2 separate regions of the Homo sapiens genome follow, and region 1 is linked to region 2. A link is an interaction called in ENCODE POLR2A ChIA-PET data of the cell type or tissue named here. Cell type or tissue: PC-3. All regions are shown on one strand. Links, peaks and the distances in the headings refer to the core of each region. The heading gives the core; the rest is flanking DNA.

Region 1 (15,755 bases), core at 2,843-10,842, 58 kb after region 2:
CTTGTTTCCAGGAGTGGGTAAGATTTTCCTTCACAGGCCCCAAAGCTATCACCTTTCTTTTTCCCCCCATTCTCCTTTTATGTGTACTCTCTTAACATGACCTTATTAGATATTTACATATTGAAAACTGTTTTATATCAGCATGTGGCAGTATTTTCCAAATTGTTGCTCCTAGCCACCACAGGGAAAAAGGATTCTATGTTCACATTTTAGAAACGTAGCGGTAAGTGCTATTCTTTAAAGCAAGATTTCTCCAAGTATTAATATGTCACTGTGCACTGGGAACGTAAGAACATGATACAAAAAGAAGAGATCCCGGGATGCTTTGACTGAAACGGCTCACAGACTGGACTATTACAGGACACTGAATCACTGGAGGCAAAGCTCTCTCATACACAGACTGGAATTTGGAGTTGCTCAACGGCGTGGTTCAGCTTCGGGTAACAGCCAGGCCCTCAGCACACCCTGCACGCTCGTTCTCCCAGGACCTGGTGCACACTTTGTGGCTGGTGTCACTCTTCTTTTTACTCCAGCCCGAGCCCAATTTATTCCACCCACCCTCCTTAATCCCTGAAAAAGCAGTTGTCCAGAAGACCTCCAGGGCTTCTTCCTTCTGGTGCATGTTGACGTGTCTGAGGAACACACTTACTATTAATCAGGCAGCTTACCTGGGTTTAACCCCATAATCGAAATGCCTCAGAAAGACTCTCTTCCCTTAACCACACTGTCCCTGGTCAAATTTTACGAACTACCCCTATTAATCTTCCCTCTTTGAAACTTCTTTCTTCTGCTCTTCTAAGATAAGCCAGCAAACAAACTGTTCCCTCTTGTTTCCTATCCCAGCAGCATCCGTTGGTCTTTTTTAATGCAAGATATCCTCCCTTCCTTCCTTCCTTCTTTCCTTCCTTCCTTCCTTTTTCTGTCTTTCTTTTTTATTTTTTGAGACAGGGTCTTGCTTTGTCACTCAGGCTGGACTGCAGTGGCACAATCACAGCTCACTGCAGCCTTGAACTCCTGGGCACAAATCCCTCCACTTCAGCCTCCCGAATAGCTGGGACTACAGGCACATATTACCACGTCCAGCTTTAGTATTTTTTAAATTTTTTGTAGAGACAGAGTCTTGCTTTGTTGTCCAAGATGGTCTAAAACTCCTGGCCTCAAACAATCCTCCTGCCTCAGCTTCCCAAAGTGCTGAGATTACAGACATGAGCCACTGCACCCAGCTAATGTTTCATTTTTATAAGCAGTCTACATGGTCTTTATTTCAAGATTCTGGCATTTAAATTTACTGTGGAGAAGTATGCAGACAACCTAAATTTCCCTCTTTGAAAATGATTTGCTTTTCTGCCTGGATTTCCAAAGAAATCTTTGTCCTTAAGGTCAAGAATCTTAGCCAGGATATGTCTGTGTCAATCATTTTATCAGTATTCTCTCAGGCTCTCAGGAATTTACTGTGCTATATGAATAGGGGTCACACTAGTTCTTTTGATCTGGCTGATGGATGACAAGTGCATCTGCAAGTTCTAATCCAGTGTGATAAATTTGCCTTCCCCTCAGAATTGCGATTTGAGTTCTGAGTGTGACTTTGAATCCACTCTTCTGTGGCATAAATGTTAGCTGTGCTCGTCTCCAGGGTAGTCCTTACTGGGGACCCAGATTCCGTTCCATTTTCTGAGATCTCATTCAGTGCCCTGTACCAGGGCAGGGCCAGCCCTGGCAGCTCATCCCCCTTCTGCCTCTCGTGTGATCCTGTTGTGGTATTTAGGACTTTTATGCTGAAGGATTTTCCTTGACCTTCCCAGGCTGCTCACTCACCTTACAGTTTGCTTCTCCAACCTGGAGTGTATTAGAGAGAATTCACAGGCTTGTCTAGAACCACTGTCTTCCCCCAGTATTGCTTCTGGATGTAGAGAACAGGTGGGAAGGTTAGCTCTCCTCCGGTGGCACCAGAACCTTCTATTTCTTCCCTTAGCCATGACTTTTTGAAGTTTATGCATGATGTTATCTTCCCTTTCTTGTGAGGTGACCGCTAGTGAGTTTTAGATAATGTTTGCCTTGACTTATTTTCTTTTTTAGTATTTTTAACTTGGGAATTGGAGGAGGGACACTCTGAAATTTCCCATCCTCATTTTTAAATACCAACTAAATACTTAAATTATAGTCTAAGGATCAACATTTCCAAAAAGATCATCGATTTGCTCCCTCACAAGGCAGACAGCAAGATGGCAGAACTATTAATAACATGCATTGAGTGCCCACCCCAAGCCTTGTTCCATGCTCTCTGGACCATGCTCACTGGTCAAGGACACTCAGGTGTCCTCTAACCCCTCCCCAAGTCTCCTACTCTGAGGAGTCTTGTGGACATGATCCCAGTGGGGTATGGGGAAGTTCCAGGTCTGGATGCCTGGACTGTGATAGAGTCTGCCCTCTCCTAACCTGCAAATGCCTTGAGGGCCATCATTGTGTAAGCCTTTAATCAGCCAATCCACTTAGAGGAGGAGGTGAACAGAACACTGGATGGGAGAGTGAGCCACGACAAGGGGAAGGCCCCTGGAGCTGGCCTATGAGAAAGGTAGATTCCTCAACTTCAGAGACTTTGCCATTGAAAAGTTCCCTTGGCACATTTAGGGTCCTGGTTCCCTGCTGCACACTCAATTTGACCTTCAAGATTCTTTCTGCTCAGGCACCAGCTATTCTTTTAATATTAACTTTAGCTCAACAATAGTCCATACTTATCATTTAGTTTACAGGGAAGAGTTCCCTTAATATAGTTATCCTCACCCTGCTTTAAGAGGAACTGTCGCTTTTCTTAGTTATGTGAAAGGAAGTTTCCAAATAGCATAGCTTAGGGCAATATGCCATGATTTGCCCTTGTTATAAGAACTCTTCCTGCAATCAAGAGGATAAAACTGATATATGTTTAAGCATCTCAAAAAATAAGAAAATATTGCCCATTCAACTGGCATTGTATCAACTTTAGTAGCCTACAAGAAGATATGACCACTTGTAATATAAATAAATGTTTTTACAGTTGCTGAAATAAATAAAATTTGAAATACATTACCCTCAAATAAAGTATGAGATGCATTGTGAGATGATTTACCTAATTTGATCAAAATTATATAACCTCTAAAATATTAAAAGCATTAAAATGAAATTATAATTTACTTCAAAAAAGGAGAGCGAAAAGAAATTTTAATGAAATACAAATACATATGAGTATAATAATTAAAAATAAAGGCTCTTTCTGACTTCCTTTCGATTGTGCATACACACATCAAATGTTTAAAACTAGCTAAGAATATTGGACAAATGTATGTGTTATGATTCAGTCTGCAGGAGGTGCCTTGTTTCATACAATCTGCTAAAACAATTTCCAAGCCAAGTCAAATAAAACCCTTTTATAAATGATTAGATGATAAATACGCTTTTGCCATTAAAGGCTTCTTCTTTGCCTTGATTAAAACTATTTCTGATATGATGGATTTCTATGCCAGAAGAATGTCTTTGTGCATGCTTTTTGTTTTGAAAACAAAATGAAATTGACTTCTTTAACAAAAGAGTAATTCCAGCTATTGGAAGAACAAAATTATGCCTCATGAGCAAAAATCCATCTATCTATTTTTACAAAAATACTGGAAATTTTCTGTCCTTTCAGACAAGGCACAATAATGATATTTATGGCGTGGCTTTAAAGTCCAGGGAATCATCTAGAACAATAGATTATTTGTTTTTCCAGCATCTGAGGAATAAGGGACAGAAAAAGAGTTAAAAAGTTGGAGACATTTAACTGCTATATTAACCACTAGTAAATAGATAAGAAATATGTCTCTTTGTTTAAATTGCCACCAAGGGAGAAAGATTATACTTCATTCTGTCTGGCATATCAAAGGTAGAAAAAAACATCTAGAACACTCAATAGCAATAGATATTATCAGGAAAAAGTAACCGAAGATGAGACATCTGGTTATAGAAAAAAATCGAAACCAAAAACCATACGAGGTTTCCTTCTCCCCAAAGTAAGAACCTGCATTGTAGAATCAGCTGTTTGTATTTATTATAACAGTCCACATCTCTCTGCAGCTGCACGACTGCACACCACAACGGCTTTTTCAGCCTTGGTCCTGGCAACAGAGCCTGTGTGTTTCCAGGGGTGGCAGTAGGTCTATGGAGGTAAAGAGGGACACGCTTCTCTTCTCTTTTCTTGTTTTTCTTATAATTATCAGAAGAATAAAACAGCTCCCCTGGTTTTCAAAAGCAACCTGTGTGGCGATATGATTAGTTACAACCAGGCAATTAAAAATCTGTCCCCAAAAAATGGCAAAGCAGATAAATCTCTCAGACAGACATCCATACCATGTTTGAGTATTTGTTTTTCTTATTCTGGAATAGAAGGTAATCGACAATTATTGGGAGGAGAAAGAAACCTGTATTTGTGGAAAAAGAATCTCCCTTAGTGTTTGTTTTACAATCCTGCAGTACTTCCTATTTCTCTTCGAAATTGTCACCTTTAAAAAGTTGAGGTTGCCTCATGTGCTCTCAGTCATTGAGGATCTAGATTGCAGCTTCTCCAGGACTTCTGTTTCTCCCACCTCTCCAGCCTCTCACTTCTGGTTCATCTAGAAACCAGATGTGAGATGTATGTGTGTAACAAAGCCAACATCTCTCTCTCACACACACACACACACACACACAAATAAGCATGGTTTGCTCCTCAGTCATTTTTCAAAAAGCAGTTTTATGTGGAAGGAGAATAAGGCAAGCCTTTAGAATGCATTTCAGTAATCGCTGTTTCTTTGAGTTAAAGAGAATTTTCTAGACCTGATACAAGCCATTTAACAAGCAGCAAGTTTCATTTCTTTGTAGCAAGGGGCTGCCTTTGATTTCTCTGAATCTGGGAGTTCTTAGTCCTCATGGGGAGAAATTAGTTGTTCTCGGGCTGAGTGGCATGCAACCAGGTACAGTGTCCAGTTCTCCCACTAGGTCTGTACCTACCAGCTGGGGGCCCTGCTCTCCCCACTAACCCTAAGATTGTCCATAGCTCCTCAGGATTGGGTGGAGCAGCCTGTGCTACAAAACCTAGCAAGGAACATTCCATCACCTGCCCCCAACCAACTTTCTCCCTCCCATTTTCCCACTTTCTTCTTCTTTCTCATCTTCTAAACTGTGTTCTTTCTCAAAAATCTTAATTCTTTTTTATTCCTTCAACCATCATTGCAAATCTCCCTTCTTTTCGGTCAGTGAAACCCACAGAAAATACTGGGCTTTATGGAGCAATCCATTTGAAGAGATTGCTGAATTCTGAACTACTGAGAAAGCACAGAGAATTACAAGCATCAACATTATTTTAAAGTAGAAAAGCCAATGTAGGAAATATAAAAGCTATGTTACCGTGCTCCTTAAAATCAGGACAAAGTTAGTTCCAAACATCATCCTGTGTGTTATTCAAAAAATCTGATGCTCTCTGCAGATCTATGAAGGAGCAACTGGCTCAATTTCTCAAGGTCACTTCTAGCTTCCGGCTCCTGCTTCTTCTAACTTGGATGGGTTTGGGGATTGCCCCCCTGACCCTGTGCTATACTGCAATAACCTAAACAAGGACTCAGCAGTTTCCCTTAGTTTTCACTGCAGACCACTTATCAAAGGCATGTGTGTGCAGGACAGGCTTCACCGAAGGTTTGAGGAGCCAGAGGGGTTTACATTGCACCTTGAGCTGGAAAAGTAAAATATTGGCAGTCTCCGTCCTTCAAAAACAGCAGGTATTTTGTAACTCAGGCTCCTGCCTTCTCCCTGTAGCTCACCCTTTTTTCTTTTCCTCATTTCTTTGACCCATCCTTCCCAAAGGCAAAAAAATAAAAGCCAGAACCACTCTTTCCATTTTATTACTCAGAATAGTTCAGCTATCTCCAAGCTGAACCCTTCAACACAGCTGTGGTCTTCCTCTGAATATTAGCAGAAGTTTCTTATTCAAAGGCCTCCTCCCAGAAGAAGTCAGTGGGAAGAGATGGCCAGGGGAGGAAGTGGGTTTATTTTCTGTTGCTATTGATAGTCATTGTATTACTAGAAATGAACTGTTGATGAATAGAATATATTCAGGACAATTTGGTCAATTCCAATGCAAGTACGGAAACTGAGTTGTCCCAAATTGATGTGACAGTCAGGCTGTTTCATCTTTTTTGTTTATTTTCAATGCCTAATAAACAGAGATCCTAAAAAAAAAAAAAAAAAGGAATTCCATAAAAGGCGTTCTTCTGCCAGACCTAGGATTTGAAAGCTTTCAGGTTCTTTCCTGAGTTAAAATATTACAAGGATACCCCAGACAACCAGCATCTCTTACTTGTCTTCCTGATCATTGTGAGCTCTAAATGGATCTCTGAGGAGAAAGATGACCAGGACAGATAGTGGTTCTAACAGTGAATGTGTCATATATTCAGAAGAAGCAAAAGAAAAAACACCAAAATTGTGCCTTCATCTTTCAAAGGTTCTTAAACTTCTAGTTGCATAAGAATGTCCCCAAAGTTTTTAGTTCAAGAGGTCTGGGATGGAACTCAGGAATTGGAATAGCTATCAAGTTTCACCAGATGATTCTAATGCAAGGTGTTCCTGGATCACATTAAAAAGTACTGTAGTCAGACGGGCGCAGTGGCTCACGCTAGTAGTCCCAACACTTTGGGAGGCTGAGACGGGCGGATTACCTGAGGTCAGGAGTTCGAGACCAGCCTGGCCAACATGGTGAAACCCCATCTATACTAAAAGTACAAAAAATTAGCCGGGCGTGGTGGCAGGCGCCTGTAACCCCAGCTACTTGGGAAAGTCACTTGAACCCCGGAGGCGGAGGTTGCAGTGAGCCAAGATCGCACAATTGCACTCCAGCCTAGGCAACAAGAGCGAAACTCTGTCTCAAAAAAAAAAAAAAAAAAAAAGTGCTGTAGTTGATGAGAAGGATTAGAGTGGGGGCAGTGGGGCTACGGGGGCTGTGGGGTGGTACGTTGGGGTTAGGTGTGCAAGGGTTGGTGGGGAGATGAAGGGTTTCTAAGCCATAGATATTTTTCTTAAAAGAAATACTGTAACACTGAACCAAGATACTAGCAGTTAGTGATTACATCAAAACATGCAAATGAATGAATAATCCATTTAAGCAAACAAGTAGGTCTGTGGTTGTTCTTGAAAATTTGCTTAGTGAGGGAAAGAGCAAAGGTGTTACTCAAATATCTAACATATTCCATGGCATAGCTCTGACCACTTGGAGTAGCTGAACAAGTTCTTTGCTATGGCAGATAATAACCCTTTAGTTACTGGATCACAAAGAGGTCCAAGGGTTCCTGAGGGATATCGGGGCCTTTGGAGGGCTGCAGCAACTTCACTACTTCAATAATTGGTAGATAGTGCACACCAACTGACCGTCAGCCTGGAAGAGTGGTGACGTGTTCTACCCACAGAACACCTGTAATCAACGACTCTTGCCACCCTCTCCCTCTTTCCTTTCTTTCTTTTTCCTGTTTTCTATTCCCTTTCATTTTCATGTCTTTGTTCCCCCTTCTGCCCTGCATTGGCTTGAGGTTTGTTCCACACAGTGCTTTCAGGTGGCACATATAATTACTATTCATTAAATATAAAAAAAAAAACTTAGCACTACTGGTGGTATGCAAGGCAAAGAAAAAAAATGGAAGCACTACAACAAATAGACTTTGAAAATCTGAATAACTGGGTGTCAGTCTAAGAGCTGCCTCTATGTTGATAAAGGCCATAATGGCGATGGAGCCCACAGTCCTGCCCAAGATGACCACACTTGTTCCTTTAGGAGCTCTCCATGCTTGGTGATACCCCTTCCCACCTGCCCAAACTGACCAGGAAGTCTCAGAGATGAGAGGAGCTAAAAACACTGCATCTTTTTATGCTCCCAAACTGATTATTGCCCAAGTGCAACTGTACTGGCCTAGTTACCCCACTATCTAGATGTCTCATCATTTAGTAACAATGTTCATCTTGTTCTTCAGTGATGTTTTAGTATGTTAAGTACCTAGTCTTCAAAATAGGCTTATACGGTACTTACAAGAAATTAGACCAATGCAAAAGCAAGCTAGGCAGTTGTCCTAAAATCAAGGTGCCTTTCTTTTATAATGCTTTATCGTTGGATCTTCAAAGATAAGCAAGTTGAAGAAAAACACTCTCAAGTTTTCATGCTGTAGACAGACTCCTGTGTTTGTGAGCCTAATGATAAAAGAAGAGGATGAATGTGGCACTGATAAAAACATTTTTTTCAAGCGTGTCACAGTATTTTTGTAAGCTGAAAGCTTTTTTTAAGCTTGCTTTGAAGTTGATAGGAGAACCTGCAAAAAGCGCAATGAGCACTTAACGATCTGTGAGAAGTGAGGTGTATTATGAAGACAGGACCACTTTTTTGTTTTGAAGAATGTAGGAGTTTTCACAATCATTTTTTTTATCATGAGTTAAGAGCAGTTGCTTTGTTATTAGAAAGACTTGGGTTCCAGTACCAGCTGTACCAATTACTGTAGGACCCCAAGGAGGGTTCTCGGCCTCTTTTAGCCTCAGTTTTCTCATCTGCTAATGGGGATAATAAGTCTACTATGTCATAGAATTATTGTTAGGATTAAAAGGAAATGTAGTAAAAACACGTAGCACAGTTCCTAGTACATCATAAAGAAAGACAATAATTGGCAGCAATTTAATTAATATTTTTAAAGGATAAAAGGAGAAAAAACTCAAATAAAGACCCAATGGAAATAGATGAATAATAGATGATAGCTATCAGCTGCTGCCTCAGGGATCAATAATAGTAAAAAAAAAAAAAAAAAAAAAAAAAAGCATCCAATTGTTGCAGGTGTTAAATCACATTTTGTTTTGCTTAAACATAACATAAAGATTTTCATTATCACATCAACTTGATCCTCTTGTAGATGCAGTCTCTTCCTGTGCCTCTCTTGCTGTATTACTCTGTTTCCTTAGGTATAAGTTCTACTCTTTGTTGACTTCAGAGTGCTGTTCTCTCAGTGTTGCCTTTTTTGTTTTGTTTTGTTTTTGAGATGGAGTCTCACTCTGTCGCCAGGCTGGAGTGCAGCGGCACTATATTGGCTCACTGCAACCTCTGCTTCCCAGGTTCAAGTGATTCTCCTGCCTCAGCCTCCTGAGTAGCTGGGATTACAGGCATGTGCCACCACGCCCAGCTAATTTTTGTATTTTTAGTAGAGACGGGGTTTCACCATGTTGGCCAAGATGGTCTCGATCTCTTGACCTGGTGATCCTCCCGCCTTCGCCTCCCAAAGTGTGTGTGTTGCCTTTTCAATGTTTGAAAATTCTTGATTTTGTGTTCATGTTTTAGTGGAGCTTGAATTCAATTGTCCACCGTTTCTGTTTGTGCAGCCCGCTTGAGGGAAGAGAGGGGTGGGGTTAGTGTGCCCGGACATGGGGCACTTTGACAGCCAGTCTTCAATCCAGGTGCTCCTCTTTCCTCCTGGACAAGGCAGCCAGCGGGACTCTGCTCAGCTTCGCCCACTCAAGGGCTCACTCGTAGTTCTCAGTATTTCTGTTGTGTAGAAGTCAAAAGTGCCCGGCTGTCCCTGCTTCATACCCTCAAGTAGTCACCCATGGGCCCCTACCTGCTCCCAATATTCTCCATCTCTGAGTGCGGAACCCTCACGGAGTGGCTCCAACTTTTATAGCTCTCTCTCATGCTCTCTTTGGGCTTTTATTACCTCGTTGATCTGATCTCTCTTCAAATCTTTTAGGGATTCCTCATGGTTTCTAACACACTGTGGGTTTGCTTTTTTTTCTTACTTCCAGTGTGATTATGTGTGTGTGTGTATATATATATATATGTGTGTATATATATATATGTGTATATATATGTATATATATGTATATATGTATATATATACACACACACAATCATATCATATATATCATATATATATATATATTTTTTTTTTAGTCAGTTATCTTTTCTATCCTTTCTAGAGATTTAGGGTGAGCAGAGCTTGCTGCCACATGAAGCTCAGCCTACCATCTTGACTGGGAACTTTTAATCACATATCTAAGGGGGAAAACATTGGTAAGACATTTAACTGCTACAAAGCATCAATATCAGAAAAATAATGGGTTATCTTAAAAGAATCACCTAAGGCTTAGGTTTATACAATGCAAAGAAGAGTGAAAAATTCAATCATCCTCAGGTATTGACAGTGTATTTATGATAACAATGAAGAGTGTGCACATGGTAAGAATAAGACAACCATCCTAAAGAAGTTAATTATTTATCTGGGCTTCTCAATTCTTGAAATAGGTCAAGGAGAAAGCAGTGTTTACTTGATCTAATGAGTACTCTTCCCTATCCATAGGACTTAGAAAATCTGAAGAGAATTTTAACTTAGATTCCAAAATTAAAGTATAAACGCTAATAACATATAAGCTAAAATTAAAGTTAACTAAAGCTGGGTCAAAATTGTTTTCACTTACAGTACTTTGTATCTAGGGAAAAGAATGAATGTATATTGATGCTGAAGGATGTCCATGGCATATAATTAATGAATTAATATTTTATTATAAAATACATATAATTTCTGTAAAATTGTATAACTAAGTTAGAACAGGTTGTGCATCATCTCTTGCTTTTGAGAGCATACTAGTTTTAAAACCTGTATCCAACAAGTGATCTCTATTACAACATTAAAATGAACTTGGGGGCAAAGGATGGATCATCAAGAAATGTATACATTTATTGAAGAGATTTTTTTTAAGTAACACTAACAAACTGATGGAAGTTACTTCAGCATCTTGATTCAACAAAGAATATTAAAGTCCAGTTTTCAATAGCAGTAACATATTCAATAGCATATTCTGCAAATATGAAATTAATTGTTCCTTCAAATGAACTAGCCATTCAATGTGAGAATTCTTGGCAAATTTTCTTGAAAAGGCAAGAAAGTTAACCTTTTTGTAGTCTGTGAGTATTACCCAGTGGTTTAGGATTTTCATGTTCAAACTCACCAAAATAGCCCGTTTAACTTTTGTTTTCAAAATTGCACATTGTAGTAATTTGAAATCATATAAAGTCAAACAACATTATTGATTTTATTAAGATAAGTGTACCTACCTCCTCATAGAAGAAAACTTATTTTTTGTTAAATAATTGAATTCTTTATTGTCTTAAGATATTGTTCTTCTATTTCAATAACAGAACTTCAAAATATTTCAGATTTCATTGATCAGTTGGTTGAATTATAATTTACCTCAAAACTTTGACAACAATCTGCTTTAGATAGTTTTTGGGAATAATATAATCACATTTTCTTATAAGATCACAAAATTACCCTAGAAAATTAATTTTTAATTATTTACTTTCTTTCTGAAAACCAAAAATTGCCTTTTCTTCTAAATTACTAAATAGTAATATAATACTGGGTTTGCCAGTAGATCATATAAATTTTTATCATCTCAAATTATTTCACCTGATACCTATTATAAAATTTCCTTTTTACCCATCATTCCTCAAGGCAGTGTTTCTCCCAATGTGGCCTGTGGATCATCTATACCAGAATGAGCTTAGATGCTTTTTAAAAATGAAGATTCCTGCCCTTATTCCACCACCACCATAGCCCCCTTCCTGAATCAGAACATCTTGCTTTGAGGCCTACGTATCTCCATTTTTAATAACTTGCCCAGGAGATTCTTATGTATACTGACAATAGAAACATTTTAACCCAAATCAGTCCATCTTTAAGTGGCAAATGCCTTTTTGATTTTTACAAAGTCAAGAATAGCTTGTTTTGAGTTGTTATAGAAACTCATTTTTTTAGGGACACATAGAGAGTAGGAATGGAAGAATAGAGATATCAAGGAAAACAACTTCCTGTAAACCAGGCAGTTGGTATGAATCATTCTAGAACATCTCACTGTAGATGCTGGGCTTGCCTCAAGTGATACTAGAGCTAGCATTTGGCAGTTCACTTGTGTAGAAGCTTACAAGACTTTTGGGACAACATTCATTCTCCCTTTATGCTCGACACTCTACCCAGTGCTTCTCTAAGAGGCAAGTACCCTTGGGATAGATACTAACAGGTCCAATGTATCTATTACGCTTGGTTTTAGTTGCAATTAAAGATGACTTGCATACAACCAGTCCTGGATTAGAGCTTAATCGTACCTTAAAAAAAGGAAACAAGGCCAGGAGTGGTGGCTCATGCCTGTAATCCCAGCATTTTGGGAGGCCGAGACAGGTGGATCACCTGAGGTTGGGAGTTCGAGACCAGCCTGACCAACATGGAGAAACCCCGTCTCTATTAAAAATATAAAACTACTCGGGAGGCTGAGGCAGGAGAAGCGCTTGAACCCAGGAGGCGGAGGTTACGATGAGCCGAGATCACGCCTTTGCACTCCAGCCTGGGCAACAAGGGTGAAACTCCATCCCTTCTACCCCCCAAAAAAGGAAACAAGACACCTATAGGAGACACAAGGACTTTTGAAGACAAACTTTGTCAACTTAGTTTTGCTTAGAATGAGACCTGTCTGTAGCTTATTTCCTTTTTCCTAAGAAGACAACCCTGCTCTGAACAACTTTGGAGGATAATGAATTTTTTTCTGAAACACCTGAAAAAATTAATAATAACAACAAATGGAAAAGGAAACAATAGCACAAATGCCGTGCAGGGCAGAAGGGCTAACTGTTGTAGGGAAAGTAGTAGCACAAGGAGAGACTAACTCCTCTGCCTCCACTGGGCACTTTATTCTACTAAATATATTTGACATCACCCATGTGCCAAGTACTCTGACTTTCAAAGACCTTAAATAATAGCTCCTTGTTTTTACCTATTGGTTCTATGATGAACTACCTAGCAAGGAAGATGATTCTCCTAAAAGAAGCTCTGCCTTCCCAAATCGTACCTGCATGGGTCACACTTACTAACCCAGCTAAAATGATGTGCATGACCTGAGTCTTTTTGAAAGCCTTTATGTAATTAAAATTTTATATTAACCAAAGGTAGACCTCAGGTCTAAATAAAAGCATTATTTTATTGTTTTGAGGCACCTGCACAGTACCTCTGGGAGCTTCCTCAAAATTTGACATAACCAAATAGCACCGGTACATGATACTTGACCACATACACACACACACACACACACACACACACACACACACACACACACACACACACACACACATGCATGCACACACACACAAAAAGCATTTGTATGTGCCACCTGCACTCTGTTCACACTGGCATTATTTGAGGAATGATAAGAAGATGAATGAGGTTGCAGTGAGGAGAAAGCAGGGAAAAGCAATAAAAAATGGTACTGGGGAGTTAGTTAGGCAGGAACCGAACCTTATATGTCATGTTAAGGACTTGGGGCTTAAGCCTAAACATGAGGGTGACCTGGTGAGGTTTTGATGTTTGGGAAGAATTCTTCTAGTAGCAGGAGTAGGCCAGTACATGATTTCAGCTACACAAGATGAATAAGTTCTAGAGATGTGCTGTACAGCAATCCAGCTCTAGTTAGCAATTAAGTATTGTGCACATAAAAATTTGTCAAGAGGGTAGACATTATGTTAAGTATTCTTACCACAATTAAAAAAAATTAAAAAAGGAAGTAGGAGATCATGTAGTAATCCATGAGCCTCGATTAAGGAGGTAGACATGGAGATGAGAAAAGAGGTTGGGTTTGGAGATACTTACACTAGAAAATAATGGATTGGTTGTGTGGATGAGAATGAGTAGGTGTCAAGGATGATGCCTAAGATTCTAGTTTAAACAATTACAGGGTCACAGGTTTTGAGAGAGTGACCAGGATTCAGGGGAGGACCATGATTTTTATTTTGAACATGTTCAATTTGAGGAATCTTTGAGACCTTGGAGATGTCAAATAAGCAGGCAGTGCAAGGGCCCAGAGCTCACAGGAGCTTCAGTTCTCGCTACATTGTTAACACTCCAGCCTACCTCTTGGGACCTGATGCTTCTCTGAGTTTTTATAATTCTACCTGCCTGACAGACTATAGATCTATCAGTTCTATACTGTCCTATATAGTATCCACTAACCACAGTGGATGTTTAAATTAAATTAAATTGAAATTCAAAATTCAGCTCCTCAGTTGCACTAGCCACATCTTAAACATTCAATAGCCACAGGCGACTAGTAGCTACAGTATATAAGTATACTATATACGCTATATAAGCACAAACATTTGAACATTTTCATCTTCTCAGAACATTCTTTTGGACAGCACTGATATAATGATCTGCTGCTACCTCAATTCTCACACCTCTAAAACTTACTTAATATTTCCCACAACATCATACGTATTCTGTTCTATATGGTGTCAGTTATTTCTGTCCCTAAATCCATATGTATCATGAGTTCCATAAAAGCAAGGACCATGCTCTCCTCTTCCCCAAGTTTCCCTGTATGCCCAGCAAAACACCTTTGAACTGTGTGCTTGGCAAGCATTGGTTGAACGAATGAGTGAGTGACTGGCTGAGTGAGCAAATCCCTGAATTTCTGTTCCAGAAATATATGGAAAAGTAATCTTTTATATAATCTCTTAGGCTTATACTGACAAAATAGCTATTAAAAATAAAAAATGTACGGTGGTAATATAGCCTGGTCACAAGACTGCTTCAATAAAAGGGTTTATTATTCACAAAATTATAATATAAATAGGGTAGAAGCTGGAGAAGTAGAAAGTAGATGGCCTCCTCTCAAGTTGCCTTCTGCCCCTACTGCTCTCCATCTTAGCTACACCAGCATTTAGTGGGAAATACCAACCACATTTTACCACTTCGTGGAGGCAGCAGCAACAGCATTAGCATCTTTTGCTAAAATAGCTCTGCTTCCATCTCAACTGTTTTCTTCCCCTAAGGAGCCAAGATACCTGGCCAGAGAACAAAAGTAGGGGTAAGAGTTCTGCCCACATAGTCTTCCTGGGTTGGTCTGGTCAGCCTTTCAATAGGGACTTTTCTAACAGGTCTTGTCCAACACCCAAAAGCATATGCTCATCACATATGCTGTTACAAAGGATCTCCTCCTAACACATAAGGATGGGAGGAATGGAAAAAGAATAGGAATGAAATAGGAATTAAGCGCTGGTGAAGGGCATCAGGGGAATGGTGAGCACGTGAAAATGGAAAAGAACAAAGGAGGCAAGGCTTGAGTAGAAACACTCCTCCTCACTTCTTCCAACAGCATTCTAGAGTCTGAAATTACTTTCCCGTTAATACACTAGGAAGAAGGAAATTATAGAAATATTATTCTGGACATGGCAAACATTGGGGAATGGTGCAGTGGTGGATAGCAATTATTAAACACCAACCATGTGCTAGGTATTGTTGTAGACCTCAGGAATCCAATAGAGATGAGACAGTTACGTCTCTGTTCTCCTGAAGTTTACCTTCTAATAGGAGTCATGGTCAGAAAAATGGGCACTTACATTACCACATGTTAAGTGCCAAGGTAAGGAGAATATGGGGTACTGGGTGCTTGAAGGCTTAAGTATTCCTGGAGGGTTAGATAGGGAAGACTTCCTACTGGAACTGATGCCTAAGCTGAGCCCCAAAGACAGAGTAGGCATAAACCAGGCAAGTGAGGGAAGAGGATATAGGTTGAGGAGAGGAGGTAGGGGTGAATAGACTTGCATGTGCAGGCCCCTGGAGAGAAGTAAAAGCTTTAAGTGCAGGGCTGGGCGTGGTCACTCATGCCTGTAATCTCAACACTTTGGGAGGCCAAGGTGGGAGGATCACCTGAGG
Region 2 (15,755 bases), core at 4,955-12,954:
TTTAAAAAGCGTGGAAGGGAAAGTTTAAATGTCACATAGACTGGGCAAGTAGAGCTGGGAAATATGGAACTCCATTTTCTATATTCTTAACCCATGTGTTTATACCTCCATTTATCCACCAAATGAAATATCCACAATAAACCTTTTCCCCCAAATGTAAATAGCTCCATGATTTTCTCCTCTTGTAAAAATGAGATGCATGTGATGATAAATTGTTCCGAAAATATAAGAAAATGTAGAAAAGGTAAAAATCTTACTATCTAAAGAAAACCACTATTAACACTTCAATAAATATTTTTCTAGACATATCCCTACACAAAGTATAAGGCCTTTCCATTTCTGCCTTTTACAGCTGTGCTTTTGCTGCTTCTCCTTCACTTTCCCCTCTGCCAGATCAGGTCTGGCACTTCCTTTAATGTTTGGTTCCAACTTTCTTTTTTCATGAAAACTTCCACTTTGCACTCTCTCCAGCACTAATCCCTCTTGATTTGGTGTGTCCTGTCTTCAGCATTTCTCTTGTCAATGCCTTGAAATTCTCATCAAGCACCTTTAGTTTTCAGATGCATTTTCTTCCCAATTATTTTGCATTCCACCATATTATTTTGCATGCCTCAAGTTGCCAATATGTTTTCCACAAGGCTTGCAATTTTACAAAAACCTGTTCTGATTAAGGCAAAACCATGCTTCTAACTTAATAAGTAACTACACAGTTTAAAACAAAATCCTCCTTCTAGATAGAAATGAGGATATTCATGCCAACCAATATATGCTAATTTAGGGAAACACTGAGATTGTAATTGTAAAATAGAATTTTATTTCAGAAAATATAAGCCAGATTCAGCTCCTGCTGTTTTTGCTTAGATTTTGTCATTGTCCAAAACCACAGTAAGATATCATCTCACACCAGTCAGAATGGCTATTATTAAAAAGTCAAAAAATAACAGATGCTGGCTAGGTTGTGGAGAAAAAAGAACGCTTATACACCTTTGATGGGAGTGTAAATTACTTCAACCATCGTAGAAGACAGTATGGCGATTCCTCAAAGACCTAAAGACAGAAATACCATTCAACTCAGCAATCCCATTACTGAGTATAGAGCCAAAGGAATATAAATTGTTCTATTATAAAGATACATGCACGTGTGTGTTCTTTGCAGAACTATTCACAATAGCAAAGACATGGAATCCACCTAAATGCCCATCAGTGGTAGGCTGGATAAAGAAAACGTGGTACATATACACCATAGAACTACTACGGAGCCATAAAAAATAATGAGATCATGTCCTCATTCATGGATGGGACGTGGATGGAACTGGAGGCAATTATCCTTAGCAAATTAACACAGGAACAGAAAACCAAATACCACATGTTCTCATTTATAAGTGCAAGCTAAATGATAAGAACACATGGACTCATAGAGGGCAACAACACACACTGGGGCATATCAGAGGGTGGAGGATGGAAGGAAGAAGAGGATCAGGAAAAATATTGGGTACTAGGCTTACACCTGGGTGATGAAATAATCTGTTCAACAAACCCTTACAACACACATTTACCTATGTAACAATCCTATACATTACAACACACATTTACCTATGTAACAATCCTATGCCTTACAACACACATTTACCTATGTAACAATCCTATACCTTACAACACACATTTACCTATGTAACAATCCTATACCTTACAACACACATTTACCTGTGTAACAATCCTATACCTTACAACACACATTTACCTGTGTAACAATCCTATGCCTTACAACACACATTTACCTATGTAACAATCCTATATATGAACCCCTGAACCTAAAATATTTTTTTTAAAAAAAAGATTTTGTTGTTGTCATTTCCCAAGGATTCATGATGAGTCATAGGTTCAGTCTCTGAAGAGCAGGAGAGGTTCTGGACTCCCCAGATGGCTTTTGGCAGTGTTTATAGACATTTTTATTTCATGGGAATAAAACTAGGCTTTGGGTCTTTAAAATGTGAAAATAAGTACTCACTTATATTTGAGAGTTATCTTTAATATATCTACTTCAAGGAGTTTCCATCAGTTCACATTCTTGCATTGTAAATTTTAAACATGGTTTCCTAATTTTATGGAAGTATCTTATTTATTACCACTGCAATGTCATCTCAGTGAATCTCAAAGAATTAGCTTAATAGACTAGATAATGTGAGCAGTAAAACGTGTACTTTTCTTTAGGAATAGAAAAAATCGGATTGTTTCTGTCTACCCCTTGTAAGCATAGCATTGTCCTGAGCTATATCAAGGTTCAAATCACTTTTTAAACTTTGTATTTTAGGAAATAAGAAATATAATATGAATAACAATTGCTAACATTTTACTAAGTGCTTCCCCTATGCCAGACACAGTTGTAAGTATTTTTAAAATGTCAAATCATTGAATTCTTGCAGCAACCCTGGATGAGGTACTACTTTTACTCCATTTCATGAATCTGGAAACCAGTGGGGAGAGAAGTTAAGTGATTAGCAGCCAGAAAGATCCAATCCTAGACTGTCTGGCCCTAGAACCTATGTCTAAACTATTCCACTCTCCTAGTTCTCTAGGGTAAAAAGAAAGGCACCAACCCAGTCTAGCGGTAGAATACAAAGAGAACTTGCTGTTTCATAAACTTAGTATGAGTTTGCATGTCTCTCTCTGTATGTGTGTTACTAGGTTGGTACCAGATTGTTAGTTAACTGTGCTAATGATACTGTGAGCCCTTCTCTTAAGACATATGCTTTGACCTTTTTAAAAAGAATTGGGAAGAATTTATACCAATTGATTTCTCCTTCCTTGCATAACAGATTGTTTGTGTGTTTGTGTGTGTGATCAAAAATATATTAAAGAAAATTTTAAAAAATTCCACAGCCATAGCTATTTCCCTTATATTATGTGACCATTCAGTCTTTATCTACAAGTATATGCATTTTGCATAATTATCATATTATTTTTTCACTTAAGTTTAATTCATAAACATTAGCTCACATTCTTACACACTCTTCATAATCCTTTTAATTATTGCAACACATGCCCTGTTTTTGTTATCTTTAGAATTATTACACATTATGACTCTGTTTTGAGCCATCTATATTTTATTTTATTTCTTTATTTTTTTATTTTTTATTTATTTATTTACTTTTTTGAGACGGAGTCTCGCTCTGTCGCTCAGGCTGGAGTCCAGTGGCGCGATCTTGGCTCACTGCAAGCTCCGCCTCCCGTGTTCACGCCATTCTCCTGCCTCAGCCACCTGAGTAGCTGGGACTACAGGCGCCCGCCACCACTCCAGGCTAAATTTTTTTATATTTTAGTAGAGATGGGGTTTCACCGTGTTAGCCAGGATGGTCTTGATCTCCTGACCTCGTGATCCACCCGCCTCGGCCTCCCAAAGTGCTGGGATTACAGGTGTGAGCCGCTGCACCCGGCCCTATATTTTATTTTTGTACCTTTATCATACCTTTTAAATTACTACTTTACATTATATTACCCAATAGAACTAGTGTCCCTCATTCCTTCCCTCATTGCTTCTATTTTCACAACATTTACTGATGTCCTTATCCATGTATAAATAAGTAAACTTTATAATAATTTTACTTAGTTCTTAAATCCTAGCTCTGATTCTAATTGTATTTTTCTGTTTCAAAAAAAAAGGATTAGTATACAGGGTCTAGCTTTCTTTCTTAGCATTCCTATGTATAGGGTGCACCTTACTTTTCACACTTTGCTCTTTAGAGATTTTTTCCAACTACTCAAGTAGCCCTACCTATTCTCAGGATGGCTTTAAGGTCAAGGCAGGATCTGGCCAGGGAGTAGAGAGCAGCCCATATGGAGCATCAGCCAATCCCACAGTAAATACAGTTCCAGTTCAAATGATTCCCCTCTAACTGAGTGAGCTAAGTGGTCTCTGGCAATGAAGGGCTACTTATTATATTTTTGTTGTTACCATTGTTGTAATTCAATTTAATTTTCCCCTAGTGTGGTCTATAGGGTATTTATATTAACTTATAAAGTGTTGGGCTATGTATCATTCTCATAATTTCATGGTCTAAATTAATTCCTTCAGGATTAAACACTACTTCTTATTATCTCAAGAAACACTGTTGCAGATCACAGGCCTCTATTTTCCGTTTTTCCAGGTTCTAAAATTTAAAACTTTAAACAACAAATCACTCAAGGTTTGAGTGAGATACATTCACCCACAAGACATGTAAAATATTCTCCTAATATAATCATCCTCAAAGGTTGCTATAAATCATCATTTGAAATCCTTTCATCTTTTGACCATTAAATTGCCAAATAAAACACTCAAAAATGACATGATTCCATCTTAAAGATGTTAATATTTGGTTTCTTTATTAAGGTGACTTCAGGGTAAAACATTTGTATGTATGAAGAATGGTTATTGCATAAAATCTCAGCTTAAGACGTCATCCATTTTTGTTTTTCCTTATCCTGAAATCAGAATATCATATCATTTTGAAAGTTTTTCTAGCCACTTCCCAGCACTCGCAGCATGAAGCTCACACCAGAAGTTTCCAGAGATCACCCCAGAGGTGATAAGATCTCGCCCGCCCTTCCGTCCCAGGATAGTGTGATTGCGGGACCATGGAATTTACAAGGTGAGATTCAAAGGACCCTAATTGTCTCTCTGCTTTCAAGTAATCCTGCCATTTAACACCAAAAGAAGAAAAAGAACCAAGAACATGAAAAGTCCTACTATCGCTCCACTTAATACTACTCAAAAAAGGAGGTTCCAGACACTTTGATGGTGATATTTTTGTTTTATTTTGTTTGACAAAATCTATTCTGGATAATGTTCCCAAAATGCTTCCTAATCATCAAACCTAGTGGAATCTTGTTAAACATGTTGATGGCATTTGATAGTCTTTCCTCGATTTCTGCAATACAATTCTTCCCTGATTCTCCTCCCTCTGTCTCTAACAAGTCCTTTTCAGTATCCTTTGAATCACACTTTGTATTTTGGTAACACACAAGGCACCATCTTTGCCCCTCTCTCACTCTGCCTGCCCTCCCTCAGCATTCTCTGCTTCTCTCAAGACTTTAGCTCCTGTATTAGTCCATTCTCACACTGCCATAAAGAACTGCCGAGACTGGCTAGTTTATAAAGAGAAGAGGTTTAATTGACTCACAGTTCCACATGGCTGGAGAGGCCTCAGGAAATTTACAATCATGGTAAAAGGGGAAGCAGGCATGTCTTACATGGCAGCAGGGGAGAGAAAGAGAGAGAGAGTGCAAAGGGAGAAGAGCCCCTTATAAAACCATCAGATCTCATGAGAACTCATTCATTATCATGAAAACAGCATGGGGGAAACCACCCCCATGATCCAATCATCTCCCACCAGGTCCTTTCCTCAACACATGGGGGTTATAGGGATTACAATTTGAGATGAGATTTGGGTGGGGACACAGAGCTAAACCATATTAGCTACTAACTCTTTGCTGATGGCTCACATGATGAAGTCACCATCTTTCACCAGATCTGTTCCTCCTCTTGTATTCTGTAACTTGCTGAGTGCATCCCTCACCTTCTGAGTCATTTTATATTTCTCCATTTCCACCAGTGCACTGACACCAAACTTACAAACACATACACATCATTTTCTCTCCAACTATGTTCAATAGGCTTTTTTCAGAATTTAGGCTCTTGTCCTCTTTGACTCACTATTATAGTTTTGCATCTCTCACCCCTTAAGTCCATCCCTCTCTGCTACTAGAATGGTCTTTCTAATTATGTAAATTTCTGGCTCCAACCCTCCATATAGCTCCTAAAGGCCAAGTGCAGGGGTCAGCAAACTATGGCTGTGAACAAATCCAGCCCATTGTCAGTTTTTACAAAGAATGTGTTATTGGAACATAGCCATGTTCACACATTAACATACTGTATATGGCTGCCCTCATACTACAAGAGCAGAGCTGCGTCATTTCAGCAAAGACCATGTGGTCTCAAGAGCCAAAAATATTTACTATCAGGCCCCTTACAGAAAATGTTTGCTGACATCTGGCCTAGTGGATAAAGTCAGAACTTCATGATATCACATGTAAGGCTGGCATTCTTTGGCCACAACCTCTATCCCCAGGTTTGGCTCTTGCTATAGCCCCCTTAAACCTTACACTCCAGCAGTGCTTGGCTGCTTACTGTTCCCTACACTGGCCAAGAGAAATTTCAGTGATGAAGGAGAAGTCATGTGTGTCTGCACTGCCCAGTGCCATAACCACTGGCCACATTTCACTGTTGAGCATTTAAATTGTGGCTAGTGCAACTGAGGAATTAAATTGTTTATTTTATTTAATTTTAATTAACAAAAATTTAAACTTAAATAGCTACATGTGGCTAATGGCTACCACATTGGACAGTGTTGTGCTAGACTGTCACCAATGGTATCTTTGTCCATTCTAAGGGGAATATTTAAGATATTTAGGCTACCCTACCTGGAGACAGAGTCTCACTTCATCATCCAGGCTGGAGTTCAGTGGCATGATCTCGGCTCGCTGCAAAAACCACCTCCCTGGTTCAAGCGATTCTCCTGTCTCAGACTCCTGAGTAGCTGGGATTAGAGGGGTGCACCATCATGCCCAGCTAATTTTTGTATTTTTAGTAGAGACGGGGTTTCGCCATGTTGGCCAGGCTGGTCTCGAACTCCTGACCTCAAGTGATCCCCACCTCAGCCGCCCAAAGTGCTGGGATTACAGTATTGAACCACAGCACCCGGCCAATACTTGCTGTTTTGTGATTGGCTTATTTCACTTAGCATTACGTCTTCGAGGTTTCTCCATGTTATAGCATATGTCATAATTTCTGACCCCCAAAGTGCTGGCACCACCAAGCCCAGCCTAAGTGTCACTTTTTCTAAGAAGCCTGTTGTCCCAGTCAAGCCCTGCCTCTCCCCACCTCAAAGAACTGGATATTCTCCATTTGTGTCCTCAGTGTGCCATCATATTACCAGGAAAACTTTTTCCACTCTTATCTGTCTCCACCAACCAGTCCCTAAAAGCATCCTTGTCTGCATTTGTCTTTGCTTAAAAAGCTCCTTATCCAGTGCCTGGCTGGTGTCAGAAGCTTAATTTATATGGTTATCAGTCAATTAGAGTAATTAATGTTATATTCAAACTTATTTTCAACATGTAAGTCCCTTTTCTTTATTTATAGTTCTTTGACAAATGAAGTCTGCTGTGGAGTGCTTCCACCTGACTCTCTCCACCCACCCAGAAAGTGGTCAAGAGTAGGGACTCCTTTAAATAGAAATAACTTTCTTCTTATTACACTTGAGTAACCAATGTGCTTGCTTTGACTCTTTCTAAACTGCTGGAGCAAATTCCTAAGACCTCAAAGAAGAGAAAGCAGATTGTCTGAAAACAAAACAAAACAAAACAAAACAAAAACAAGAAAGTAAGCCCAAAGCCAAGAAAAAAAGTTATTGCCAATGCATCAAACTTTCAATGTTTATTAGTACAAACTTTTCTAAAAGCACACTATGGTGCTGGCATATACTAGATGCTCAACAAATGTTTTGTAAGTGAAATTTGCTGAAATTAACCCTGGAATGTTTACTTCACCATGTAATATATTCAAAAATGGTGAAATGTCACAATTGACATATAAAGAAAAATGGCTATAAATATATGTATGGGGTAAAAAATATCCAATATAAATAATATTTTCTAGAAGTTGCACTTGTATTCCTTTATTTGGTGAGATTTTTCTTTTTAAATTATAGTCCTTATCATTTTAGGATGTTAATCTGTTGACATGAACCCAGTTTTCTGAACTGTGCCAAAACTATGAATTTTTATTCTTCTTATGTCTAACAACCTTTGAATAAGAGCTGAAGGTAAATGGTATATTGGACTCTATTTGTGCATACGTACTAAAGATTTTATCATGTGTCAAATTATGTAGGAATAAGCTTTCCATATATACCCCGTATGTTACAATTTAAAATACTATTCATCATGCAAAGCCAAGTAAAGATATACAAAATAGAAAATCTTTGAAACATTTCAAAACTTAGTATCTGGGAACTATAATCCATTAGGCAAGAAAATGACCTACTTTGCCAGTCACCCTTCTGAGGACTATTTAAATTTTAAGGCTTATTTTGCTCAGTTGAAAGGAGAGAAAGAAAAGCTATTCATTTGACAAATGGTATATAGTCATATATATATATATATATATATATATATATATATATATATATATGAACACGCATTTTGTGTGTGCACCATTATCTTATGGGCTTTACACATATTAACATAATCCTACAAGATAGGTACTATTGTCAACATTATTCCCATTTTCAGATGACATAATTGAGGCACAAAGAAGTAACTTGCTTGAGGTCTCACAGTAAGGGCAGAGTTGAAGTCCAAACCCAGGCAGCCTGGCTCCAAAGCCCAGGCTCTAACCCTCTGTATTATTCTGCCTTGAGTAGATGATGCTGTTTCCATTCTGCTCCTCACCATGTCTTTGTCATGTGACTCTGTAACATAAACATCTTTTCCTTTCAGTTTACATGGATCTATCACATCTTTTTAATAGCCAAATAAGATTCCCTTATCTAGGTATACTACACATTGTCTAACCTGGACTTGTTCTCTACCTGTGGACTTTTAATTTTCACTCTTCCACTATAAAAGTCACTTTCAACTCTCAGAACTATTACCTGTGAGACATAAGAGAGGGAACCCTGTGAAACCAGTGTATGGACAGTATTAACTTGGAGCTTTCATGGCAGGAAATATTTTCACTTTGCCTGGGAAAAAGTTGTGATAGAAGCTAAGAACATTTAGGATGCTGTTAAGGGAAAATTAACTAATCATGCCAAATTATCCTTATGACAGGAGCAGAATTGGTTGGCAATAACTCCAAGCTGAATTGACACCATACAGTATTATATTCATTATATAATATATGCCCATCATGTTTGTTGGTTAGCATACAAGAGAAAACATAGATCTTACACTTGAGCTTTAAACATCTACAATTTTATGGGTTAGTGGACAGATGGATGAAGTCATAGAACAACTCTGAGGTTAGGGTCTCTCTTTGCCACAGGGTCCCCTATCTGGTGGGCTCTAAGCTTCCCCTACTTCCTTAGGGTTTTCTCACTTTTCATCCTCATGCCACTGGTCCACCCCAAACAGAGGTACCTACTTCACTTATTCTCTCTAGATTAGGCATGGACAAAACAAAGCAGAAAGAAAAAAGCAGACTTTCTTTTTCCTCTTGGAACAACAGAGTTGCTGCAAAATTTCTAAATAAAAACAAAGTAGAAGTAGACATCCCTTCTGTCTTATAATGAAGACTGCTTTAAAGAAAGATCTATAATGGACAATAATACTGCTCACCAAGCTGTACAAAAGCCTGTTCCAGGCCAGACGCAGTGGCTCATGCCTGTAATCCCACCACTTTGGGAGACCAAGGCAGGTGAATCACCTGAAGTCAGGAGTTCGAGACCAGCCTGGCCGACATGGCGAAACCCGCGTCTCTACTAAAAATACAAAAACTAGCTGGTTGTAGTGGCGGGCACCTGTAATCCCAGCTACTCAGGAGGCTGAGGCAGTAGAATCACTTGAACCCGGGAGGTGGAGGTTGCAGTGAGCAGAGATCATATCACTGCACTCCAGCCTGGGCAACAAGAATGACATTCCGTCTCAAAAAAAAAAAAAGCCTCTTCCTCTTCCTTCTCATCTTGTCTGGACATCCAACCCAGAAATCCTCTGCTCTTGGATATCCCTTAATAGAACCCGCTTCTCTGCCCTCTCAATCTCAGGGACTGTCAGGACCATGTGAAACAATAGTGAATTCTCAGCTAGAACCCATTCAAAAGCTCAGAAGAATAACCCATCTAACCAATTGTTATGTTATTCTCCATTCTGTCTCAGGAAAGACTAATCAGTTATATTCTCTATTCCTTCCACCTCAGACTGCAAAAGATGCACACACACCCACACAAACATTACAAATATTTATTAACTACCTGCTAAGTCCAGAGATTTATAGGTATTTTGACCCTATATCTCATTTTGCATTAGGAAAATATGATTGCTATACAGATAAGAAAAGTATCTCTCTCTCTTTCTTTTTCTCTTATACCACTCCCTCCTACACACACACTTTTTTTTAATTGCAGTACAACAGACACATAACTCATGATTAATTCTGGATTCTAGCATTTGACAACTTTAAGAAAATTGTTTAAAAAATTGATAGACCGCTAGCAAGACTAATAAAGAAGAAAAGAGAAAATAATCAAATAGAAACAATAAAAAATGATAAAGGGGATATCACCACCGATCCCACAGAAATACAAACTACCATCAGATAATACTATAATCACCTCTATGCAAATAAACTAGAAAACCTAGAAGAAATGGATAAATACCTCGACACATACACCCTCCCAAGACTAAACCAGGAAGAAGTTGAATCTCTGAATACACCAATAACAGGCTCTGAAATTGAGGCAATAATTAATAGCCTACCAACCAAAAAAAGTCCAGGACCAGACGGATTCACAGCCGAATTCTACCAGAGGTACAAGGAGGAGCTGGTACCATTCCTTCTGAAACTATTCCAATCAATAGAAAAAGAGGCAATCCTCCCTAAGTCATTTTATGAAGCCAGAATCATACTGATACCAAAGCCTGGCAGAGACACAACAAAAAAAGAGAATTTTAGACCAATATCCCCGATGAGCATTGATGCAAAAATCCTCAATAAAATACTGGCAAACCAAATCCAGCAGCACATCAAAAAGCTTATCCACCACGATCAAGTGGCCTTCATCCCTGGGATGCAAGGCTGGTTCAACATACGAAAATCAATAAACATAATCCAGCATACAAACAGAACCAAAGACAAAAAACATGATTATCTCAATAGACGCAGAAAAGGCCTTTGACAAAATTCAACAGTCCTTCATGCTGAAAACTCTCTATAAATAAGGTATTGATGGGACGTACCTCAAAACAATACGGGCTATTTATGACAAACCCACAGCCAATATCATACCGAATGGGCAAAAACTGGAAGCATTCCCTTTGAAAACTGGCACAAGACAGGGATGCCCTCTCTCACCAGTCCTATTCAACATAGTGTTGGAAGTTCTGGCCAAGGCAATCAGGCAGAAGAAAGAAATAAAGGGTATTCAATTAGGAAAAGAGGAACTCAAATTGTCCCTGTTTGCAGATGACATGATTGTATATTTAGAAAACCCCATTGTCTCAGCCCAAAATCTCCTTAAGCTGATAAGCAACTTCAGCAAAGTCTCAGGATACAAAATCAGTGTGCAAAAATCACAAGCATTCTTATACACCAATAACAGACAAACAGAGAGCTAAATCATGAGTGAACTCCCATTCACAATTGCTTCAAAGAGAATAAAATACCTAGGAACCCAACTTACGGGGGATGTGAAGCACCTCTTCAAGGAGAACTACAAACCACTGCTCAACGAAATAAAAGAGGACACAAACAAATGGAAGAACATTCCATGCTCATGGATAGGAAGAATCAATATCGTGAAAATGGCCATACTGCCCAAGGTAATTTAGAGATTCAATGCCATCCCCATCCAGCTACCAATGACTTTCTTCACAGAATTGGAAAAAACTACTTTAAAGTTCATATGGAACCAAAAAAGAGCCTGCATTGCCAAGACAATCCTAAGCAAAAAGAACAAAGCTGGAGGCATCACGCCACCTGACTTCAAACTATACTACAAGGCTACAGTCACCAAAACAGCATGGTACTGGTACCAAAACAGAGATATAGACCAATGGAACAGAACAGAGCCCTCAGAAATAATACCACACATCTACAACTACCTGATCTTTGACAAAACTGACAAAAACAAGAAATGGGGAAAGCATTCCCTATTTAATAAATGGTGCTGGGAAAACTGGCTAGCCATATGTAGAAAGCTGAAACTGGATCCCTTCCTTACACCTTATACAAAAATTAATTCAAGATGGATTAAAGACTTAAATGTTAGACCTAAAACCATAAAAACCCTAGAAGAAAACCTAAGCAATACCATTCAGGACATAGGCATGGGCAAGGACTTCATGTCTAAAACACCAAAAGCAATGGCAACAAAAGCCAAAATTGACAAATGGGATCTAATTAAACTAAAGAGCTTCTGCACAGCAAAAGAAACTACCATCAGAGTGAACAGGCAACCTACAGAATGGGAGAACATATTTGCAATCTACTCATCTGACAAAGGGCTAATATCCAGAATCTACAATGAACTTAAACAAATTTACAAGAAATAAACAAACAACCCCATCAAAAAGTGGGCAAAGGATATGAACAGACACTTCTCAAAAGAAGATATTTATGCAGCCAACAGACACATGAAAAAATGCTCAGCATCACTGGCCATCAGAGAAATGCAAATCAAAACCACAATGAGATACCATCTCACTCCAGTTAGGATGGCGATCATTAAAAAGTCAGGAAACAGCAGGTGCTGGAGAGGATGTGGAGAAATAGGAACATTTTTACACTGTTGGTGGGACTGTAAACTAGTTCAAACACTCTGGATGACAGTGTGGTGATTCCTCGGGGATCTAGAACTGGAAATACCATTTGACCCAGCCATCCCATTACTGGGTATATACCCAAAGGATTATAAATCATGCTACTATAAAGACACATGCACACATATGTTTATTGTGGCACTATTCACAATAGCAAAGACTTGGAACCAACCCAAATGTCCACCAATGATAGATTGGATTAAGAAAATGTGGCACATATACACCATGGAATACTATGCAGCCATAAAAAAGGATGAGTTCATGTCCTTTGTAGGGACATGGATGAAGCTGGAAACCATCATTCTCAACAAATTATGACAATGACAAATAACCAAACACCACATGTTCTCACTCATAGGTGGGAATTGAACAATGAGAACACTTGGACACACGGTGGGGAACATCACACACTGGGGCCTGTCGTGGCGTGGGGGGAGGGGGGAGGGATAGCATTAGGAGATATACCTAATGTAAATGACAAGTTAATAGGTGCAGCACACCAACATGGCACATGTATACATATGTAACAAACCTGCACATTGTGCATATGTACCCTAGAACTTAAAGTATAATAATAAAAAAAAGAAAATTGTTAAAATAGATTGAAAAATGTTTTGAGGCTATCTAAAAGTTGGCTTTGTTTCAACTGAGAGGGAAAAAAAATAGTGATTTAACAGTTCCTGGAATGAAACATGTAAGGATTTCTGAAACCTCTCAAGGTGACTGAAAAATTTGGAGGGAATATGGCTGAAAGAAAAAGTAATGCAACATCTTTGGCCTAATAAAACTTCCTTTTCAGCTCTAATGTAAGTTTACAAGAGACTTGTACCTTAAATAACAAATTCTATGAACAAATCTTTATTAAAAAGATGCCCTCCAGGAAAAAAAAAAAAAAGAGCTTAAACTGTAACAGGAAGAATTCAGAAGAGCCTGAACCATGAGGCTCCTTTCCAATACACTGCTCTTCAAATCAGGTGGATTTCCCACTAGGAGTGGTCTGTATCATATGTAGCATTGTGCATGGCACCTCTTACGGTTGTGCAGGACACAGCCAACTCAACCATACCTGGTCTTTTGCCAGTATAGACCCATCCTTAAAAATGAGGAGAAATAAGGAAATAGGGTAGTGCCCTTGCCCACTCCCTATGTTGACTGCACTCCCCCTAATCCTTTCTACCACCTATTTATCACTCTAGGTTTTGAGGAAGGAGAGGTAGGAGGAAGGGAAAAAAGTGGAGATGCACATACACAGGAAGGTGGGGAATAAGCTGATGTGAATATGTACAGTCTCAGAATCAGGGCGTAGAACTGAAGCTTATGTCCCCCTCTACATTTTCCATGGACCAGACTCATAGGTCCTGGACACCCTGTTGTAGTGATGCCTTATTTATTTATTTATCTAACTTTTATTTTAGGTTCAGAGGTACATGGGAAGGTTTGTTACATAGGTAAACTGTGCATCACAGGGGTTTTTTGTACAGATTATTTCATCACCCAGGTGGGTAATCAGCATAGTACCCAATAGGCATTCCTTTGATCCTCTCTATCCTCTAAGCTCCTATCCTCAAGTAGGCCCTATTGTTCCCTTCTTTGAGTCCATGTGTACTGAATGTTGAGCTCCCACATAGAAGTGTAAACATGCAGTATTTGGTTTTCTGTTTCTGTGTTAGTTCACTTAGGATTATAACCTCCAGCTCCATCCAAGTTGCTCCAGAGGACATGATCTCATTCTTTTTTATGGCTGCATAGTATTCCATGGTGTATATGTACATTTTCCTTATCCAGTCTACCACTGAATGGTGTTCAGGTTGACTCTGTATCTTTGCTATTGTGAATATTGCTGTGATAAACATACACATGCATGTGTCTTTGTGGTAGAATGATTTATATTCCCTTGGGTATATACCCAATAATGGAATTGCTGAATCGAATGATACTTCTGTTTTAAGTTCTTTGAGAAATTGCCACATTGCTTTCCACATTGGCTGAACTAATTTACACATCCACCAGCACTGTGTAAATGTTCCCTTTTCTTCTCAATCTTGCCAGCATCTGTTATTTTTTGACTTTTTAATAACAGACATTTTGACTGGTGTGAGATGGTATCTCATTGCGGTCTTGATTTCATTTCTCTGATGCTTAGTATTGTTGAGCATTTTTTCATATGCTTTGTTGGCTGCATGAATGTCTTCTTTTTAGAAGTGCCTGTTCATGTCCTTTGCCCACTTTTTAATGGCATTGATTTTGGCTTGTTAAGTTGTTTAAATTCCTTGTAGATTCTTGATGTTAGACCTTTGTCAGGTGCATAGTTTGCAAACATTTTCTCCCATTCTATAGATTGTCTGTGTACTCTGTTGAGATTTTCTTTTCCTGCACAGAAGTTCTTTAGTTTAATTAGGTTCCATTTGTCAATTTTTGGTTTTATTGCAGTTGCTTTTGGCATCTTTGTCATGAAATCTTTGCCAGGGCCTATGCCCAGAATTGTATTTCCTAGGTTATCTTCCAGGGTTTTTATGGTTTTAGGTTTTACATTTAAGTTTTTAATACATACTGCCTTAACTTTTGTATATGGTATCAGGAGGGGTTCAGCTTCAATCTTCTGCATGTGGCTAGCAAGTTATCCCAGCACCATTTATGAATATGGAGTCCTTTCCTCATTGCTTGTTATATTGACTTTGCTAAAGATTAGATGGTTGTAGGTGTGCAGCTTTACTTCAGGGCTTTATATCCCATTCCATTGGTCTATGTGTCTGTTTTTGTACAGACTCAAAGGCAGAAAGTACCATGCCATTTTGGTTACTGTAGCCTTATAGTATAGTTTGAAATTGAGTAATGTGATGGCTACAGCTCTGTTCTTTATGCTTAAGATTGCTTTGGCTATTTGGGCTCTTTTTTGGTTCCATGTGAATTTTAAAATAGTTTTTCTTAATTCTGTAAACCATATCATTTATAGTTTGATAGAATTAGCATTGAACCTGCAAATTGCTTTGGACAGTATGGCCATTTTAATAATATTGATTCTTCCAATCCATGAGTATGGAATGATTTTCCATTTGTTTGTGTCATCTCTGATTTCTTTGAGCAGTGTTTTGTAAGTCTCACTGTAGAGATCTTTCCCCTCTATGGTTAGCTGTATTCCTAGGTATTTTATTCTTTTTGTGGCTATTGTGAATAGGATTGCA

What was found. Peaks named below come from ENCODE experiments on the same cell type or tissue, not always from the same donor. Only the 100,000 strongest peaks of a DNase experiment are listed, where the experiment ranks them.
Region 1: POLR2A ChIA-PET joins it to region 2 with 10 read pairs; 5 of 35 experiments call an interaction of 5 or more read pairs at or near these places.

Annotation. Positions count from the first base shown.
Region 1 is chr5:39,179,709-39,195,463 of GRCh38, reverse strand. All of the region lies in intron 2 of FYB1 (FYN binding protein 1), which reads left to right. Among named protein-coding and RNA genes, the nearest start is that of FYB1, 32 kb to the left of the region's middle. RefSeq lists an enhancer at 623-917. In PC-3, for the core only: no CTCF peak of the experiment used is centred there; a DNase peak (open chromatin) is centred at 7,183.
Region 2 is chr5:39,239,544-39,255,298 of GRCh38, reverse strand. It overlaps a transcript of FYB1 not described here. Among named protein-coding and RNA genes, the nearest start is that of FYB1, 28 kb to the right of the region's middle. RefSeq lists a silencer at 12,774-12,963. In PC-3, for the core only: no CTCF peak of the experiment used is centred there; no DNase peak of the experiment used is centred there.